4 separate regions of the Homo sapiens genome follow, and regions 1, 2 and 3 are each linked to region 4. Evidence: chromatin loops called from intact Hi-C (ENCODE). Cell type or tissue: IMR-90. All regions are shown on one strand. Links, peaks and the distances in the headings refer to the core of each region. The heading gives the core; the rest is flanking DNA. Region 1 has its middle 52 kb from the start of LINC00856. Region 2 has its middle 310 kb from the start of ZMIZ1-AS1. Region 3 overlaps ZMIZ1 (zinc finger MIZ-type containing 1). Region 4 has its middle 14 kb from the start of RPS24.

Region 1 (4,751 bases), core at 528-4,527, 150 kb before region 4:
GCGGGCGGAGAAAATCGGCTTTGTTGGCAAATTGTCTCTGATATTTATTTTGAACATTAAAACGAATCATTCGGACTAAAGAGGGCTCTAGTGCGTGGCCCATTAAAATGCATGCATTATGTATAACTCTCCCAGCTTCACCTCCAAGTATTATCAGCCTAAAAAGCAAACATGGTTTTTAAAGCCCCTTGTTTACGACATCCCATGACAGCTGATTAATGGCCACACTTTGGAGATCTGAAAGCTTAGTAACCCAAGCTAGAAAATTCAATCTTATTCTAATATAGATGGTTGGGGGGGCGGGAAGAGGAGGGGGGAGTGCAGCAAAATAGGAACAGAGCAGAGCTCTTCAAAACAGATCCAAGCAGAGAGCCATAATCACAGGAGCAGTATGAGCTGGGGCTTCTCACAGGGCATTGTCTGCGTTTCTTAGGGCTGCCACAGAAAATTACCACAAACTTAGTGGCTTAACACAACAGAAATGCAACCTCTTACAGCTCTGGAGGCCACAAGTCTGAAATCAAAGTGTCAGGAGCACCAGGCTCCCTCTGAACGCTCCAGGGGAGAACCGTTCTTTCCTCTTCCAGCTTCTGGGGGCTCCTGGAGATCCTTGGCTTGTGGCTACATCACTCAGATCTCTGCCTCTGTCTTCATTTCCCTTCCTCCTTGTGTCTCAGCATCTTTTCTGTTGCTTATGAGGACACTTGTCATTGGATTTAGGGACCAGCCTAATGCAGAATGATCTCACCTTGAGATCCTTACCTTAGTTGCATCTGCAAAAACCTTTATTCCAAATAAGGTCACATTCTGAGGTTCCAATAGACAGAACTTGTGAAGGGACTCCATTCAACCACCAACCTGCTGCAGGTTTCTTCCAGCTCCCAGCATGGCCCTCCTTTTCTTACGACAGTCTTGGGACCAACCAGGCCTGCAGATTCTACCGGATCCAAGGAAACTCAGCCATCTATTCACACTTGCGCATCCTCCCTGCCACCTCCTTAACTCTGGCTTCAGCCAACCTCAGCACTAATGTCTCTGCTGCGTCACTCACCCCCTTCCAGTGTGTCCCTTTTAAGGAGCCCATCTGGTCCTGTTGCTTCTCCTCTTGGCGACACAATTGCTACCATGGCATCTTACACTTCGCCTTCATAGCCTCTTGCAGCACTTCATTAGTAGAGTTCCTTGTTTTGTCAACACTTACATGTTGGACTGTTATGGCTAGCCTGACCAAATCCCTCCTGTAGCAGTTAAAAAACTCCACCCACCAGGCACAGCCCTGCATGATGGGTCCCGCCTCTCCATCTCAGCCTCCTCTCCTTCCCTCCTCTCCCCTGATCACTCAATGGGCTCCAGCCACAGCAGCCTCCTTCTATTCCTTCAGAATGCAAGCCCAGACCTACCTCAGGGCCTTTGCACATGCTGTTTGCTCCACTGGAAATGCTCTTTCTCCAAATCTTCCCCATCTGGCTTAGGTGCACCAAGCAGGACTCAGTTCAAATGGCACCTGCTGGGAGAGGCCTTTCCTGACCCTCTTTCCACCAGTCCCCAGACCAATCACTCTTCCCCTCTTTTGTTATCTTCATTGCAATTGTCACTGTCCCAGGTCATCTGGCACCTCTGGTTTCATTTTCATTTTGGTTTTGGTTGCTTTCTGATTTATTCTCTGTCCTCCCCAGCTAAAAAAGTAAGCTTTCTGAGGATAGGGACCTTGACTATCTCATTCTCTACTCTCTCCCCGTGGCCTAGGATGCTGCCCCATCACCTCTGCCATCTGTTGGATGAGCAATGAGTGTTTGTCTTCCACAAATTCTATAAACTCCATGACAGGATTAGTGTGATTAGTGTGTCTGTGTCCCTGGAGCCTTGCTCAGTTTCCAGGACAGAGCAAGCTCTTAATAAATTCACTGCCTGTAGCTCTCTCTGTGTTACAGGTGAGAAAGCACCCTTTGGAGAACTTCTAAGATCATCCAGGTTTTCATCTAAAGGCAGCACTGTCAGCTTCTCTCTCTCTCTTTCTCTCTCTCTCTCTCACAAATACACACACACACTCTCTTTCTCATACACACAGTCTCTCTCTGTCTCTCTCTCACACACACACAGTCTCTCTCTGTCTCACACACACACACTTCTCTCTCACACACACATACACACACTGTCTCTCAAAAACACACACACAAACACACACACATTCTCTCTCACACAAACACACATGCACACACAGTCTCTCACACACACACATACACAAACTGTCACTCACACACACACACATACACACATACACACACACATACTCTGTCTCTCTCTGTCTCTCTCTCTCTCCTTGGAAGTCCCCTACATTTATTCACATGTTCATTTTGCAACATTTACTGTGCGCTTGCTGTGACTCAGGCTCTACTCTGACCCTGGAGGTGCGATGCTGAGCAAGCCAGTGCAGCCCTACCCTTGCAGAGCTGACATCCTGGTGGAGACACCCCTTTTTGTCTGTACCTATCCTAAACCATCTCTGGCAGAGCAGCAAAACACATCCCTTTTCTAAGTCTTAGTTTCCTTACTGTCTGATGGGGGCAAAATCTAACCTATCAGGCTGGAAGCCCCAGGGCCAAATATGAGATCTGAGAAATTATTTTGGAAAGGAGAGGCCCCATAGTGTCTCTAGCCTGTCCCTTTTCCTAGTCCCCCTCTGCTCTCTGACTACACCCTCTCCTGTCTCTGCCCATGTCCTAGTGTCCCCATTAGATGAACAGACCTGAACTCAAACCCACCTCTGTGTGCGAACATAAAAAAAATCACCTAGCCTTGCAAAGCCTGCACTTCCTCGTCTGCAAGATGGAGATAATATTGTCTACACACCGGTGTGGGAAGGATAGAACGGGACATGCTTCATAAAGTTCCTGGCAGTCTCCAGGCACTCAGTCATGTTTCTGCTCCCCTGGAATACCCTCATTCCTCCAACTGCCTAATGCCTGCCCATCCCTCAAAGTCCAAGCCAAGTGCCTCTCTTGAGAAGCCCCCTGACCCCCTTCCTGGAGTCCCTCACATGCCCACCTTCTGTCCACACTGCCCAACCCTGTTAGCCACTCTCCGTTTTCCTCCAGGGCACACGTTTGGAGCAATAATCAGACCAGTCCTCAGCATCCCCTACAGTGCCTGATGCTGCTGGACATCACTGATGTGCCCCGGCAGGGGCTCAGACAGAATTTTGATTCACATTTGCTCCCTGACCACCTACTCCCACCAGGCACTGTGCCAGGTTCTGGGGGCACAGCAATGATGTGGTTTCCAAGCCAAAGGCACTCACATCTAGGAAAGACACAGACACACTAGCAAACCCCTCCCGTGCAGTGTTGCACAGGAGAAATTGGGAGGCCTTCCTAGAAGAGCAGAGCTTTCAAGGAGACTTTCTTGGCTGAGTGAAAACATTCACTGTATCAATGTGTTCCTGGAAAGGTTCACAGGGATTAGCGTTTCCACTGGCATCTACCGTCAGTCCACGAGTCCTTAATCCTGACTTCTTAATTGGTGACGGCTAGGTTCTGGTTGTCTGGTCCCTGGTTCTTGATCATGTAATTTAAGATTTGTAAACACACAAATGGGATGGAGTCAGAGACTGTTTACTTCTGGGACCCTTCGTGCCAGTAGGAGGGTTGCTGACCTGAGTCACCCCTTCCTTACTAGGTTTGTTTGAAAAACTAGAATTGTATTGCTTATATATTTTCCAAAACACTCAAAAGGCAGAATGTTTGTCTTGAAAGCTCTTTCTTATCCAGTAAGAAAATATTTTATCCACACATCAATGTCATTTTCCCCATTTGTTGGAGAGGAAGCTGAGACAGAGGGAGGACTGACGGGCCCAGGTTTCCCCAGTGGATCAGTGCTGGGCCAGGACTAGAACCAGGCGCCTGTTGTGCAGCCCAGGACTCTACCTGCATCCTCTGCCCTCACACCAGGGCCCCTGGGAGAGGAGGCATTGCTGTGGGTTTGTCTTAATCAACTCTTTCCTGCCTCCCTGAGAGGAAGGCCTTCTCCCTTCCCAGCCAGTGGGGAAGAGCAGCCCTTCCACCTTCTGAAGGCCAGGGAGGGAGGCGAGGTGGCGCTGAGGGATGAAAGCAGAGCTCCCAGGGAGGTCTGTGAACTGATGGAGGGTTGGTGCCACTGTGCTTGGGAGGCAGTCATTTAGCTTAATAACTGTGAATTGGGGGCTGCAGCCATGACACAGCCATCCCCGGCCCCCCACAGGGAGACTGCTGAGCTGAGCTCTTAGCAGGGCCACCCCTCCCAGGGTGCCCTTTGTGGGAAGAACAGCAATTGCCTGCTTTTGATGTCTGTTCTTATCTAGTCACTGGAGCCGCAGCCCTAACAGTCATCTCCTGGCGCCTGTCCCAAATGCAGGAGCCATTCCTACCACCCCTGCTGGTCCCTGCAGGCCCCAGGGTCTGTGTCGTCAGGATGTGCCACAGTGCTGGCCAAACTGGGTGCAGCTCCAGTGGTGCAGGCTCACATGCAATCTGCCCACCAGCAGAAGAATGACAGCAGCCAGGTGGTGAAACCAGGGCCCTGAGCATAAAACCCAACCTCCTGGGCTGGCACTCGAGATTTTGCCATTCTCCAACCCCAGCCTGGCTTCCAGCAGTCCTGGCTATGCTGTTCTCCTTGTCTAGAATGCCGCAGCCCTTACCCACTGCCATATCCAAGCCCTCTATCAAATCCCAGTCCTAGAGTCTGCCACCAGGAAGCCTTCCATGATTGCTCCA
Region 2 (4,751 bases), core at 425-4,424, 710 kb before region 4:
TTCTTTCTTTCTTTCTTTCTTTCTTTCTTTCTTTCTTTCTTTCTTTTTTTTCTCTTTCACAGGGTCTTAAGGGTCTTGCTCTGTTGCCCAGGCTGGACTGCAGTGGTGAGATCATAGCTCACTGCAGCCTCAACCTCCCAGGCTCAAATGATCTTCCCACCTCAGCACCCCCAGTAGATGGGACTATAGGCATGCACCATCACACCTGGCTAATTTTTGTATTTTTGGTAGAGACAGGGTCTTGCCATGTTGCCCAGGGTGGTGTCGAACTCCTAGGCTCATGCAATTCTCTCACCTTGACCTCCCAAAGTACTGGGATTACAGGTGTGAGCCCCACACCCAGCCCCTTTACACTGTTTATTTTTCTAATGCTCTTGTTTGGGGACTTTTACACTTATTCCAGAACATGCAGTCAGCACCCAGTGACTATCTGTGGAAGGAGCGAACCAAGGAATGATGTCTCCAGCTCCAGTGCTCCAGAGTTTCAGATGTGGCTCTGTTTCATCCCCATCCTGGCTGCTCTGGTTCAGAGAACTTGGGTGGCAGACTCACTGCCAGCAGTGGGGAGCAGCCCCTGCCCCACACGGGCCCAGCCTCAAGGTCCCGGAGTAAGCACTTCTTGCTCCAAGCCATCTTCTAGAGAGATGGGAGACAGGGAAGCTAGGAGCTTCTACCACCATCTGAGTCACTGTGGATGGAGAGAGCCGCTGGAGAGACAGGAGTGCAAGGGCCTGGCGTGGCTCTGCAGCTCTGGAGACGTGGGACAGGCCACTTGCCTTTCAGGGGTGCTATGGCAGAGCCTACCCCGTTGGCCTTCTCAGCAGTTTGCCTTATGTCTAAAGCTTCCTGGGCCTGCAGCACAGGGTGCTAGTTTTGCCTATGGGGGCAGCCAACCCTCTACCAATTAGGTTAGAGTTGGTGGTGTACAACCCATTCCTCAGCGGGTCAGCCTGAGACATGTCCTCCCCAGCCTTGCAGACTGTCCCGAGGGGGAGTGAAATATAAAGATGACCTATTTACGAATCCATCCTTTACATGCTTGTCTTTGTTCACTGTCTTGATATCGGTGTTCCCACTGTGCCTCCACGGCCTCCTGCCTCCTGTGTTCTTGGCTCCTTCTCAGCCTGGCTGCCTGGCCCTCACCCTGAGCCTGGGGAGAAGTCAGGACCTTTCACTTGCCGGCTCTGGGTTATACGATGATCTTCTGTTCCCAGGATTCAGCCTTTTGCCTAACAGGAGGACCAGGAAGTGAGAAAAAAAATTAAACAGCTTTGGGCTGGCTTTGGGAGGAGTGGCAGGGAGCTCCCTCCAGCCTCCTGTGAAATGGGTGTGCTGGCTTTATATTTCGAGAGAATGCTGTCGGACGAACGGGTAAAGGGCTGACTCATCAGTTGTTAATGGCCCTAACACCCAGCATCTGCGAGCCCTCCTGGGACGTCGTCGTAGGGTGATTTGCTTTTCAGGGCTCTGACATCAGAGGCCTTGTCTCTGTCTGCTGGAGTGTGTCATGCTCTCGCTCTTCGCAGGAAAACTGCTTAATGCTATGGCAAAAGAAAAGTAATAAAATATTCATTTGCCAAGGCTAGAGGGTGGAAGCTATCGAATCCTCCAGGAGAAGGAGTCCTAAATTAAAGACACGCACAGACCCGGATGAAAGCACATGGCCACACAGCAGACATTCTTAGGCACACAGCACGTATAGGAAAAACAGCCTCCCATGTACCCAAAAGCATCTGCCTGTGCACACACAAAGCCCTGCGTGTGCAAGCACACATGTACCCATCACACACCTATGCAATACACAAGCCTGCACTAACGACACACCCACGTCACGATGTGAAGACACACGCACATTGCACAAGCCTGTGGAACCCTGCTCCATACACACACACGCACACACCTATACCTATTCCCTCACCGTTGTAATTAAAAGTGACATCTTCCTAGCTCATCTACTGGGGGCGGGAGAGCCCATCAAACCGGCCCTGACTTTTGAACAATAGCCGCCTGTCTGGCTGTCCCGAGGAAGCCTGGCTCTGTCAGGCAGAAAGCAGATGCCGTGCTGGGGGAAACAGGGGAAGTGTGACTCAGAGGTGAGTTACACAACTTGGTTCTGCCTGTCTGCTGTGCCCAGGAGGAGGATGGGGGAAGCTAGCAAATGGGAAAGCTGAGAGGCTGCTGCACTTCTGGAAGTTTCCACATCATCAGCCTGGAGGAGGCTGAGGCTCCCCGAGGGTGGCATGAGGAGGCTGCTGCGCTGTCATGAGCAGGAACACATGTGCTTGATCACATGGGGCGCCTTCCCTCAGAGGGAGGGGTGCTGTGGCTGTCACCTTCTCGCTAAGGTTATAGCCTTCCGCTGACCTGCTCCTGCCCATCTGGCCTGCTGCCACAGGGCACCACCACGCCTATGTAGACAACAGGTTGGCCCCAGGCTTGGGTTGTGGACACACAAGTTGGCCTGCATCTATAAAGATGCTGCCTACTGATGGTTCTAGAAGCCCTGACGGAGTAGCTTATAACTAGAGGATTGGTGCCCAGACCTGAGATTTTGGAAACGATCCCAGCTCACAGATTTCCTGAGAATGACAATGTCCTGGCTCCCTGGGATGTTTTTTTGTTTTCTGTTTTTTGTTTTGTTTGTTTGTTTGTTGTTGTTTTTTCATACCATCTATTCTACAAACATTGACCAAACATTGACTAAGGGCTAGGGCCTTGGGTAACATAGCTGGTTGCTGGAAGGATCTCACAGTCTGTGAGGGAGGCAGGCAAGGGCCAAAAGTGACTGCAATTTGCTCGTGGAGCAGCTGACTCTAACTGGTTTTGGAAGGTTGAGTTGGCTGGGTAAAGAAAGAGGTATGGATGTGAGTGGGTGGGAGATGGGAGGATAGGAGGGTGTCAAAGAGGGAGAGTTAAATTCTGAGGAGAGGAGTAGCATTCTCACAAAACTGCTTTCCTACACAGATCACTGTAGACCCGGGCTGGCAAAGTACAGCTCACAGGTCAAATCTGGTTCACTTTCTGTTTTTGTAAATAAAGTTTTATTGGAACCCAGCCATGCCCATTCATTTCTTATCTCCAGAAAACTTGAGTAGTCACAGCATGGCCCTCAAATCCCAAAATATTTATGATCTGAGTCTTTACAGAAAAAGTCTGTCTGTGTTCTAGACCCATCCATGAATTCTGGAACCCAACGCAGAATTCCAGAACCAATCACAAAATTTCTACAGCCTACTGTAGTAGTCCAGAATCCAGCATGGTTTTCTAGAGCTCCCTGGAAGAGTGACATTTGTATAGGGATTTAGAAGTTTACAGTGAGCTTTTGCATCAATTATCCCATTTAATCCTCCAACAAGCCTGTGTGAGGTTAATGGTAATTTTATCCCAATTTTGCAGATGAAAAAACTAAGACAAAGGGAAATTAAGGGACTTGCTGAAGACCGCATGGCTGGGAGACGGCTGAGGTCAGGCAGCCTGATTCTAACATTCCATGCTTTTTCCGCTGTATTATCCTACAGATGTTTCTCCGTCACACACTGCACTACTTAGCTGCCCTCCCTGACAGTCATTTCCCCCTTCTTTCTAACTCCCACTGCCACCGAGGAAGTCTTTGGAAGTCTTTTGTCCACTGTGGTGTGTTAGTGGGGAGACAGGGTTTGGAGAAGCATCAAATTTCCTTTCCGCATCTGTTTGCTGGTGCCCAGTGTACCCTGGGATGCTAACTAACAGTGACAGCTGATCTTCAATCGGCTGGCATGTGAGAAGAACCACTGGGTCAGGTAATTCCAGTTCACCTCTTCAGAACTGCATCCAGGAGGCAGCCCCGGGTGGCAGGGATGGTCCTGCCGGAGCTGCTGGGCACTCCTGTGGGGGATGTGATGGAATCTGCCACGTCCCTCACCTACCCACCCCAAGCAGGGGCAGGCACCCTGAACGACCCCTTCTGAACACAGGGCTTGCAGCCTCCTTGCTCATTGGTGTACACAGGAGCTGCTCTTAATGGAATTACACCTCATTTATTAGATACGAGGACCTAAGATGTGGCTGTGTTATATTAGGCGAATTCTGAAGGCTCCCACCCCTGGACACACACACACACACACACACACACACACTCATTTCCTGCAGCTCTGAGGGCTGCTGGCTGGAGCTCTGCATGCTGTGGGTAGCACATTTAACTCGATAACATATAATATACGATGGGATCATATTTAACAAGGAAAACAGGGCCCGAATGGACAGAGGAGCAGTGTGGCTGGGTTGCCATGGAAACCCCTTGTTCGGAATTTCCTGACTCCTAGGAGATTACATTTTCAACCTTAATGCTGTATTAACATAAGCTTTGGCACTTAATGTCTCTGTTTTTCACCTCCCCTCTCTCCCTTGCTTACAGGCAAAAGCAAGCAGCAGAGATGAGCCAGGGAGGAGGAGAGAGGCTGCATTTCATGATCTGGTCAAAACCAGCCATGGCACCCAGACAAGGTGCTCTGCAGCTTTCAAAGTGCATCACATCCATTATCTTCTGTGACCCACAGACAGGTCAGCAAAGCTGGCTGGTGTGAGGTCACCAAGCCCCGTGCAGGTTGCTCCTCACATACCTCTTGCATCCACTCCTTCTTCTCCGTCGCATGCCACTGCCCTTGTCATCTCTCACGGGGCTGTTGCAATAGCTTCCTGCTTGTTTCCCTGCTCCCAGCCTGCGCCCTCTGTCCCCTCTTGCTGCCTGAGTGATCTTTCTGCACTGCAAATTT
Region 3 (4,751 bases), core at 517-4,516, 1.1 Mb before region 4:
CCATCTCAGCCTCCAAAAGTGCTGGGATTACAGGCGTGAGCCACCACACCTGGCCAAAATGCTTTTTAATAACGACACTGTGCGGGGTCCTAGGCCAGATGGGTTGGGCGTGCGGAGATTAAAATGAAATCATTTTCTTGTGTTCAAGGAACTCTTGGTCCAAGCCCACATTTACCTACTAGATGACCATGTGCTGAGCTCCTCCTATGAGTCAGGTACTGGTCCAGGCACAGCACAGATAAGAAAATGTAGTTACATCCCCATTTTACAGATGAAGAAACTAAGGCTTGGAGGTTACAGCTTGTTGGATAGGAGCCAGCTCTAGAATCCTGGCTTTCCCTTTACAGTTTTTACTCTTGAACAGGTCCTGGGGAGGGGACAGGGTACAGGTGTGTGTGTGTGTGTGTGTGTGTGTGTGTGTATGTGTGTGTGTGTGTATGGTCTGGGTTGGCAGGGGCGTAATCAGGGCAGCTCCGCTTGCTACTTCTGTAGGTCACCCAAGCGGGAGCTGTATTTGTCCTCCTGAGTTTACCCACACAGACCCTCAGCCAGCATCCACATGACAAAGGCTCCTGGGGTCAGGGACAAACCATGGTGTGGAAGACAAGGACACAGAGAGCCCAGAGCAGGAGCAAGACAGTGCCACCTTCAGCAAGGCCATCTCAGTTCCTGGTGCCAGGCCCCATCAGAGCCAAAGGACCCTGGTGGTCTCCCAGGCACCATGTGATACCCATGCGGCAGTGAAGGCCTGGGTCCCACGTGGGGGCATGGGTGAACACTGGTAGCCAGGGTTCCAATAGAGAATTCAACTTTCACAGCCAGCCAGGACAGGGAGACCCATCCCACAAAGGCCTGGGTTGGCTCAGCTCCTAGCTGGAGGAGACAGAAGAGAAGTACAAAGAAACCTCATGCCCGGCAGGCCTTCATCCTGCTGTCGGCAGGCCACTGCCCACCAGGACAAAGGGCCACCGGTGGCCCAGGCAGCCAGCAGGGGGCGCTGTTGACAAACCTAAGTGACCTGGGGGCCAGACCTGCACACTGTGGAGGTTCCAGGTGTGCTTCCAGGCCCTCCGTCCTCTCCCTCACTCCAGTGAGCACCCAGGTGTCCCCAGCCAGGATGGACTTCGAGTGGGCTTCTCTGGTTTCCTGGCCTTGGTTTCCCCATCTGCAGAACAGGATGCTGCAGAGGGGCAAGTCAGTGACCCATAAGGGTCTACCTCTCAAGAGGAACTTTCTCCTGACATTGTGTCCGGGGGCAGAGCCCGGTGGGCCTTGATAAATGCTTGTTGCCTGGAAGCCCCAAGCAGGCACAGGAGCTTAGATCCACCCAGCTGGCGACCACAGGGCTCAGAGGCAGTTCTTTTCTGTTTAGTCATAGCGGGGGCCCAGGTCCTGCTTTAAGAAGTTAACAGCAAACTGGGAGATGGGACTGTCCACCTTCGGGCTGGCCCCACGTGGGGTCACGGGCAGTCTTGTCTGGAGGCCGGCGGCTGGACTGAACTGGCTTCTGGACAGAAAGATTCCTGGAATATTAAGGGCCGAAGGTGCTTTCAGGTCCCCTATCTACCCGCTCTGCCTCAACTGGTTTTACTCTGAGGAGCCTGGGGCCCATCAGTGTTTTGTTCAAGGCCAAGGGGCACTGGGCTGGGTCCAGGTCCCAGGGGGGCTTTGCTCCCAGGCAGGGCTGCAGCTCACAGGAACCGAGGGGTGAGTGTCTGGGCTTGCAACACCTGTGAGACCCAAGGGTGGGTAGATGGATGGCAGGAGGGACATCGCAGACCACAGGGACAGCGCTGTGTCCTGTGTTTCTTAATAAAAGAACAAATGGCTAGCGGATTATGGAGGCACCTACAGGTGAGGTGACATTTTTAAACTGTTGAGGTCAATGATGGAGAACTGCGGTTACTAACCCCAGGAATGGAGGAGATGGAGGCTCCAGTCTCTGGAGTAAAAGGGTCAAAGGCCTAGAGAGCAAAGGGTCTCAGGCATAAAGAGAGGAAGGGTGCGCTGAGGGAGGCATGCAAGAGACAGCTTGTTGAGGGGCAGGCTGGGATCTTCCATTTGTTCTACACCTGCTATGTTCAGGCACCAGGCCAGGCCCTATGCAGTGCTAATTTTCTTCATCCTTAAAAGGCTCAGAGAGGTGAAGCAAATTGCCCAAGGTGACACAGCCGGAAAGCTGCTGGGCTGAGATTCAAACCCTCTACCTTTCCAGCTGTTAATGTGCTGTTCTTTGCACTCCCCATGACTGGCAGTCAGAGCTTCCTGGTAGTCCCCACCTCCGGCTGTGACTGGGCCCCAGGAGATGACCTTCTTGTTCCACCCAACCTGCCCAAATCCAGTCACTTACATCACTGGGCTCCCTGCACACCGGCCACCTTTGGGAGGTGACACGCACCTGGTGGCCAGCAGAGGTCGCCCTTCGCCACAAGAGCGCCACTCAGCTGGGCCGCTGCCTCCGCCTCCGGGCTCCTGGACTCCTTTAAGCCTTTACAAGTCGCTACAAATCCTCCGTGGCTGCAGCTCTATAGCCGGAGAGGCCGGGCTCCCGCCCAACAGATCACTGTCGGCCTGGCCCCAGGTGCACCCGTGGCCTCAGCCCTTCCTACTGCCCCTGAATGGGGGGTGAGACCAAGCAGGCTACCCCCATCCCGGCTCAGGACCCCCGCCATGTCTCCTGGTCAGAGCAGCCAGGAGCCATGCAAAGCTAATCAGCATGGGGGATCAGGACCCTGCTTTGCTGAGTGAATAGGGCAGAGAGCTGGACCTCCATTTCGCTGTCTGCAAAGCACAGGATCGGGCTGGCCAGCCTTTGGCAGCCTGTCAAATACCAGCCTCTTAGGATTCCCTGTGAGGAGCTCCGGCTGTTCAGAAAACACCATCCCCACAAGAGGAGAATGCCTGCTTTTGAAGCTGCAAAGCCTGTCCCAAGGCAGGTCCATGGGGAGGCTGAAGGCCCGGCAGCCCCGGGAGCTGTTCTTCCAGGGCAGCCCAAGGCCAAGACGCTGCCCCTTTCACAGCTCTGTGCTTCTTCTTGCACCTTACGCTTGGCTGGGCTTAGTTGGGCAAATGGAAGTTTTTGGATGGTAACATGGGGTCAGCTCGGTCTTCCCAACTCCCGTGGGACGTCTTTCGGGACCAAGCTTCCATTTACACTTCTCACCACCCAGCAGAGCGAGGGTGTCTATGCTTAGCGGCGCCTGGTGCAGAAGACTAGTTCAAGAAAAGTTAGCGGCTATTATGTATAGAGGGCTGCTTGGAGGATAGAACGTTGAGAGCTGAAAAGGCCTGGGAACACCTGCCTCATGCCCTCATGCAGCAGGGTGGGAAGCGGAGGTGGGGAGAGGAAGAGGACACGGAGGGCATCGTGAGCAGAGCTGGGCTGGAGCCCCTCTGACAGGTCCAAATAGAGCCCTGGATATCTCTGGGCTGCCAAGTCAGCAAGGAGAGAAGCATCTCAACGGTCTCAACGGCTGGGGGAGGCAAACAGCCCTCAGGGGGCTCCTCACTGGACACAGGGATGAGGTGCTTCTAGCTGCCCCACAGAAATGTGGAGCTCCACAGGCAGCTAGCTCCCAAGGGTGGCAGCCAACCGAACAGTCAGCTGTCCCAACACAAGTGTTTTATTTCCCACCTTTGAGGCCTCACTAGTTCATCAGTCCACATAATGCACACGCACCCAGAGAGAGGCGTCTGCACAGCACACGTGTGCATAGGCACATACACATGTGACCCCTTGCATACTTCACAGCAGGTATGTGCACATGCTGGATGCCAACACAGATGCACTTGAGCACACACATCTCATGACAGCTTGCACAGGCAAGTGGGGGTCCCCGGGGAGCTGTGTGAGCAGTGGTGTGCAGAAATGATTCAATCACCATGCACATCTGCAGCTTAGGTCCCCTGGGGCAAGCGGTGCCAGTGGCAGGAGTGGGCAGCTCTGCCTACAGCCCGCGAGCAGAGGCTGCGTTCCAAGACACAGCCAGAAGGGAAAGCCTAGGGGTCCAGAGGACATCCCAGACAGCCCCTTCATCAGCCTTAGACTCCCAAAGGGACAAACTTCATGAGCCCTGGGCTCAGCAATGACCTGCCAACCTGCACATGTCAGCATCAGTTGGGATCCTTTTCGGCCTGGCCCCTAGCCCTCACTACTCTCAGTCACATCCCTTGTCCCCAACGTGGGGCTGCTCCCTGCCTCCCGGACTGTGCTCTGAAGATCGCACCTCCATGTCTTTGCCTCTGACTGTCCCTCTGCCCGCAATGCCTGGACACCTCCCATCCATCAGGGTATGGCTCAACTGTCACTCTTTCGTGCTCTTTCTTGGTTTCCATCCCTATCCCCTCCATGTCGCTGTCACACACCCCCATCGTAGCAGCACTAGATGAGGGCTGACTCCTTGCAACTGTCTCTCCATCAGCTGGAATGTCTTCCAGTTACAGATCCCTTAGTCTAGCCCAGGGCTCCGTACTCAGCAGGTACTCATTAGATGGGTGAACAGGCAGGTGGACGCACGCCCATTGCTGGGTGTACATGAGAACCAGGGTGGTGAGAGCTGAAAAACCCATCACCCAGCCATAATCAGAAGATCCTAGGACTCAGAGAGACACTGGTTACCCCGTTGAGGGTTCCCAAAGAGAGATACATGTACTTCTGGTGGGATAACGATGACTTTAGAAGGTCCATGGACAAACCTTTTACATTCTCATAGTGAAGTTTTTGGACTGATGAGTTCATGAATGTTATTATT
Region 4 (4,751 bases), core at 450-4,449:
CTGCCTGAGCTGGAACAAGCCTATATTTCCCAGCCCACCTCACAGTTATTAGGTGTTGCAGGAGACTAAGTCCCAGCCGATGGAAGAGGAGCAGAAAAAACACAGGTGACTTCTGGTCTGGCCTTTGTGGAGAGTGGGTGGCCTCCCACAGGCCCCAGTACTAGGGCAAGGTGCTCTTAGGGTCAAGGAGATGCTGACCTTGCACTAGCACCACTGTGGGTGAAGACCTCCTTGGATTTCACATGCTAAGCGCTTCATTGCCTCACCCAGTCCCAGCCCCACTGTGATGGGCAACTATCCCTCAGAATGGCACCAGCATTGGCAGCAAAGTGGAGAGAGAAAACGTCTAGGCCCTCGAAGACGCTGTTAAACTGCAGTGTCCACCAACCCTGAAGGCTCCTGGGCATCCAGGGGGTTCTTACAGGAGCTAATAAGCAACCTCACTGTTCAAGGCAGTGTAAGCTGACTTCTCAGAGACTTGCAGCAGAAGGCCTCCTCCCTAACATACCCTCTAAACCCATGACAAAGCCAGCTCAGGAGCACCAGTGGGCGATGTTTCAACTCTAGCTTCCCAGGGAACATTTCTGTACCAGTGACACGCTCTGTGAGACGACACAGGGCAATGAACTGAACAGCAGGGAAAAGGTACCCCAGACAGCATGCAGTGTTTTGTTACCTTAAAAAAGCAAGAAACAGCACTTGAGTAGCAAACGGCTCACTTGCTGTCAGAGGTGGCGTGAACTCCAGGGGAAGACGCCTGAAGCTTACTCCTTTCCCCAGCATGAATGAGCTGAAGGACTTGGGGCAAGTCATCTACCCTCTGTGCCTCATCCATAAACAGAAGAAAAAGCAGCCCGTCTTGCATGCTGCGTGAAGGTGCCAAAGGAACTGAAGAGCTCTCCTTCCCCGCTCCAAGGAGGCCTGATGGAAAGAGACATCATGTTTAACTTGTTTCCTCCACCAAGGACAGCTGCAGTTAACAATGTTTGCCTATGGGTTGGGCAATTTTTTTTTTTTTTTTTTTTTTGAGATGGACTCTCGCTCTGTCGCCCAGGCTGGAGTGCAGTGGTGCAATCGCGGCTCACTGCAACCTCCCTCTCCCAGGTTCAAGCGATTCTTCTGCCTCAGCCTCCTGAGCAGCTGGGACCACAGGTGCATGCCCCCATGCCCGGCTAATTTTTGTGTTTTTAGTAGAGACGGGGTTTCACCATATTGACCAAGCTGGTCTCGAACTCCTGACCTTGTGATCTGCCCATCTTGGCCTCCCAACGTGATTACAGGCGTGAGCCACCGCACGCGGCTGGGTTGGGCAATTTCTAACCAGACTCTCTGAATATCATCATCGACGGTGGGAGCCAGCAGAGGGCTGGACCACTCTTTTGAATCCCCTTATAACCCAGGGATGAGCACATCTATAGCGCTCTGAAAAGGCAGTTCTGGAGATTTCCTGCCCAGGCAGAGCAGTGGCTCAGCTGGGTGAGCAGTCACCGAGAGTATAGGATGCCAATCCCTGGATTAACGAGGTGAATGCCAAAGACCCTCCGAGGCAATGTATTTTTGGAAGAAATACACACTGCAGCAGAAAAGAGAACATGGTATAAATTTTCCTTCTTCCAAACAGTGCAGAATAGAAACCTATAAAAGCAAATTCTGGATGTCTGAAGATATGGACTTTTTAAAAAATCTTGTTTGAGAGATTCCACCTTACTGACTTGCACCATATCCCTGGAAATGCTTCCTTAAGTGGCTACTGGAGATGGATGTCATGTAGCAGGGTTTACAGATCCCCTGCAATCCGAGGTCCTTGAAAAGCACAAGGCAGTCTCTTCCTCAACTCCCAGGGCAGAATTTTATAGTGGAAAGAGATGTTGACAGCCACTTTCTCAGCACCACTCTCTCATCCTACAGTGTAGGAAACTGAGACCCAGAGGAGAAAGGGGTCTTGCCAGAGATCTTAAAGTGTGGTGGGGCAGAGCTAAGGCTTGAAAACAGGTCTTGGACCCAGCACTGTGGCCCCGGACCCATGCTTGTCAAAGAATAGGACAGAGGCATAGCACTGTAGGCAGAAGGCTGAAGCAGAATCGGGCTGCTGGGGTTCCCAGCCTTCGGCCCCCACCTCCCCCAATAGAAACCGCAAGCTGCCTGGCTGGGCAGCTACAAAAGGGGGAATGCTGTTTGCACAGGATCTGCAGAGACCTCGCAGCACGGATGGGTAGACATCACCATGCACATATGAACAGCAGAAAGCCCTCCAGGTTCAGCTTCCCTACGAGGGCCGAATCCTATAAACAAGATTACCACCCCCATTAGACCTTCTCTGAGAAGAAAGAGTGACCTCTCCAGTTGATCTGGCATCAAGCTTTTTTCATGCTTCCACAAGGGTAGCGGTCTTGACAACAAAGCAGACCGCTTCCACGTCTGTGCCCACAGTGCCCCCTTGTGGGAGTCTGCATAGTGCATCACACGTCTTTATTTCACCAAGTGAAAAGGCAGGGATGGGGCAGTCTACAGCACTGTCCTACCGGGTCTCCACAGCTGTCCCCCTCTGGAATATCCTCCCCTTCCCTAAGCTCAGTGGTTCTCAAACTTTAGCATGCATCTGAATCACCTGGAGAGCTTATCAAAACACAGGTTCTGGCTGGACGCGGTGGCTCACACCTATAATCCCAGCACTTTTGGAGGCCGAGGCCAGCGGATCACCTGACGTCAGGAGTTCAAGACCAGCCAGACCAACATGGTGAAATCCCATCTCTACTAAAAAGTACAAAAAAAAAAAAAATTAGCCAGGCGTGGTGGCAGGCACCAGTAGTCCCAGCTACTCAGGAAGCTGAGGTGGAGAATCGCACCCAGGAGGCGGAGGTTGCAGTGAAGCAAGATCACGCCACTGCACTCCAGCCTGGGCAACTCAAAAAAAAAAACAGGTTACCTGGCCCCACCCACAGCTTCTGATTCAGTAATTCTAGGGTGGAGCCCAAGAAATTGAATTTCTAGCAAGTTCCCTGGTGACACTGCTGCTGCTGTCCAGGACCACACCTGGAGAATCGCTGCCTCAGCTAATCACCTCCACCCATTTAAGGCTCAGGACCATTTCTAGCTCCTTGGCAAGATGTTCCACAAATGCCCCCAGGCTTATCATAGGATGCCATAGTTGTGTAACTTTAACCAAGTTCCTTAACCTCTTTGAGCCTCAATTTCCTCATCTATAAAATGGGGGTAATAGTACTTCCCTCCGAGTGCAGGTAAATGAGGCCAGGTGCAGTGGATCATGCCTGTAATCCCAGCACTTTGGGAGGCTGAGGCAGGTGGGTCACCTGAGGTCTGGAGTTCAAGACCAGCCTGGCCAACATGGAGAAACCCTGTCTCTACTATACAAAAATTAGCCAGGTGTGGTGGTACACACCTGTAATCCCAGCTACTATGGAGGCTGAGGCAGGAGAATCACTTGAACCCAGAAGGTGGAGGTTGCAGTGAGCTGAGATTGCGCCACTGGTGCAATCCAGAGCTCCAGCCTGGGTGACAGAGCGAGACTCATTCTCAAAAAAAAAAAAAAAAAAAGGTAAATGAGATAATTTGTGCAAGACTTAGCTCAGTACCTGGCACATGGTAAACAATAAATGTTAGCTATTCTGTGGTCATTAATTAGCAATAGTATTACTGTTCATCTGCCAGCTTCTTGAGGGCAGAGACAGTATTCCCATTAGAGACAGAATTCTCAGAGGCAGAACGGATCTTAGAGAAACTTCAGTCCAGCTTCCCAAGCCTGAGCTCACCTGGGAAGCTTCAGTCCAGTTTCCTGAAGCAGCCTCACCTGGGAAGCTATTAAAACATCAGGTGCTTGGGCGCTACCCAGATCTACTAACTCTGAAAACTGGGGCAAGAGGCTGGGCATTTGTTGTTTTTGAGACAGAGCCTCGCTCTGTCACCCAGGCTGGAGTGCAGTGGCATGGTCTCGGCTCACTGCAACCTCCGCCTCCTGGGTTCAAGCAATTCTCGTGCCTCCACCTCCTGAGTAATTGAGATTACAGGCACGCACCACCACGCCCAGCTAATTTTTGTATTTTTAGTAGAGATGTTTCACCATGTTGGCCAGGCTGGTCTCGAACTCCTGACGTCAAGTGATCCACCCGCCTCAGCCTCCCAAAGTGCCGGGATTACAGGTATAAGCCACCACACCCAGCCAGCATTTGTATTTTTAACAAGCCCCCAGCCTGGCCAACATGGTGAAACCCCATCTCTACTAAAAATACAAAAAATTACCCAAGCATGGTGGCAGGCGCCTGTAGTTCCAGCTACTCAGAAGACTGAGGCAGGAGAATCGCTTGAACTCAGGAGGCAGAGGTTGCAGTGAGCCAAAACAGTGCCACTGCACCCCAGCCTGGGTGACAAAGCAACACTCCATCTCACAAAAAGAAAAAAAGAAAGCCCCCACCTGCCAGGTTTCGGAATTACTCATCTAGCCCGGATAGCAGACAGACACAGGGAGGGAAATAGAAGCCCAGAAAAGGGAAGTCTTTTGCCCATCCATGGCCCCAGCTGATTGTAAGCTGAGTGGAGATCAGGAACTGTGACTCCTGATTCCTGATCTGGTCCCTTTTTCCGAGTTATTAATACTTGGGGCCAGGCGCGGTGCCTCACGACGGTAATCCCAGCACTTTGGGAGGCGGGGTGGGCAGATCACCTGAGGTCAGGAGTTCAAGACCAGCCTGACCAACATGGAAAAACTCCGTCTCTACTACAAAATACAAAATTAG

Evidence for each region. Peaks named below come from ENCODE experiments on the same cell type or tissue, not always from the same donor. Only the 100,000 strongest peaks of a DNase experiment are listed, where the experiment ranks them.
Region 1: it touches region 4 in a loop (4-fold over the local background); 4 of 110 quality-filtered maps call a loop at or near these places.
Region 2: a loop joins it to region 4, with 5 times the contacts of the local background. A loop is called at or near these places in 3 of 110 quality-filtered maps.
Region 3: it touches region 4 in a loop (10-fold over the local background); 99 of 110 quality-filtered maps call a loop at or near these places.

The regions. Positions count from the first base shown.
Region 1 is chr10:78,194,710-78,199,460 of GRCh38, reverse strand. No RefSeq gene overlaps it. Among named protein-coding and RNA genes, the nearest start is that of LINC00856, 52 kb to the left of the region's middle. In IMR-90, for the core only: no CTCF peak of the experiment used is centred there; a DNase peak (open chromatin) is centred at 2,350; H3K27ac peaks cover 394 bases.
Region 2 is chr10:78,754,349-78,759,099 of GRCh38, reverse strand. No RefSeq gene overlaps it. Among named protein-coding and RNA genes, the nearest start is that of ZMIZ1-AS1, 310 kb to the left of the region's middle. RefSeq lists enhancers at 229-866, 867-1,505, 2,145-2,783. In IMR-90, for the core only: no CTCF peak of the experiment used is centred there; DNase peaks (open chromatin) are centred at 1,439, 2,109 and 4,209; H3K27ac peaks cover 752 bases.
Region 3 is chr10:79,193,282-79,198,032 of GRCh38, reverse strand. All of the region lies in intron 4 of ZMIZ1 (zinc finger MIZ-type containing 1), which reads right to left. Among named protein-coding and RNA genes, the nearest start is that of ZMIZ1, 130 kb to the right of the region's middle. RefSeq lists an enhancer at 2,139-2,228. In IMR-90, for the core only: CTCF peaks have their summits at 984 (motif pointing right) and 2,410 (motif pointing right); a DNase peak (open chromatin) is centred at 2,462; H3K27ac peaks cover 1,305 bases.
Region 4 is chr10:78,045,151-78,049,901 of GRCh38, reverse strand. It overlaps a transcript of RPS24 not described here. Among named protein-coding and RNA genes, the nearest start is that of RPS24, 14 kb to the right of the region's middle. RefSeq lists an enhancer at 2,273-2,332. In IMR-90, for the core only: a CTCF peak has its summit at 2,429 (motif pointing left); a DNase peak (open chromatin) is centred at 2,411.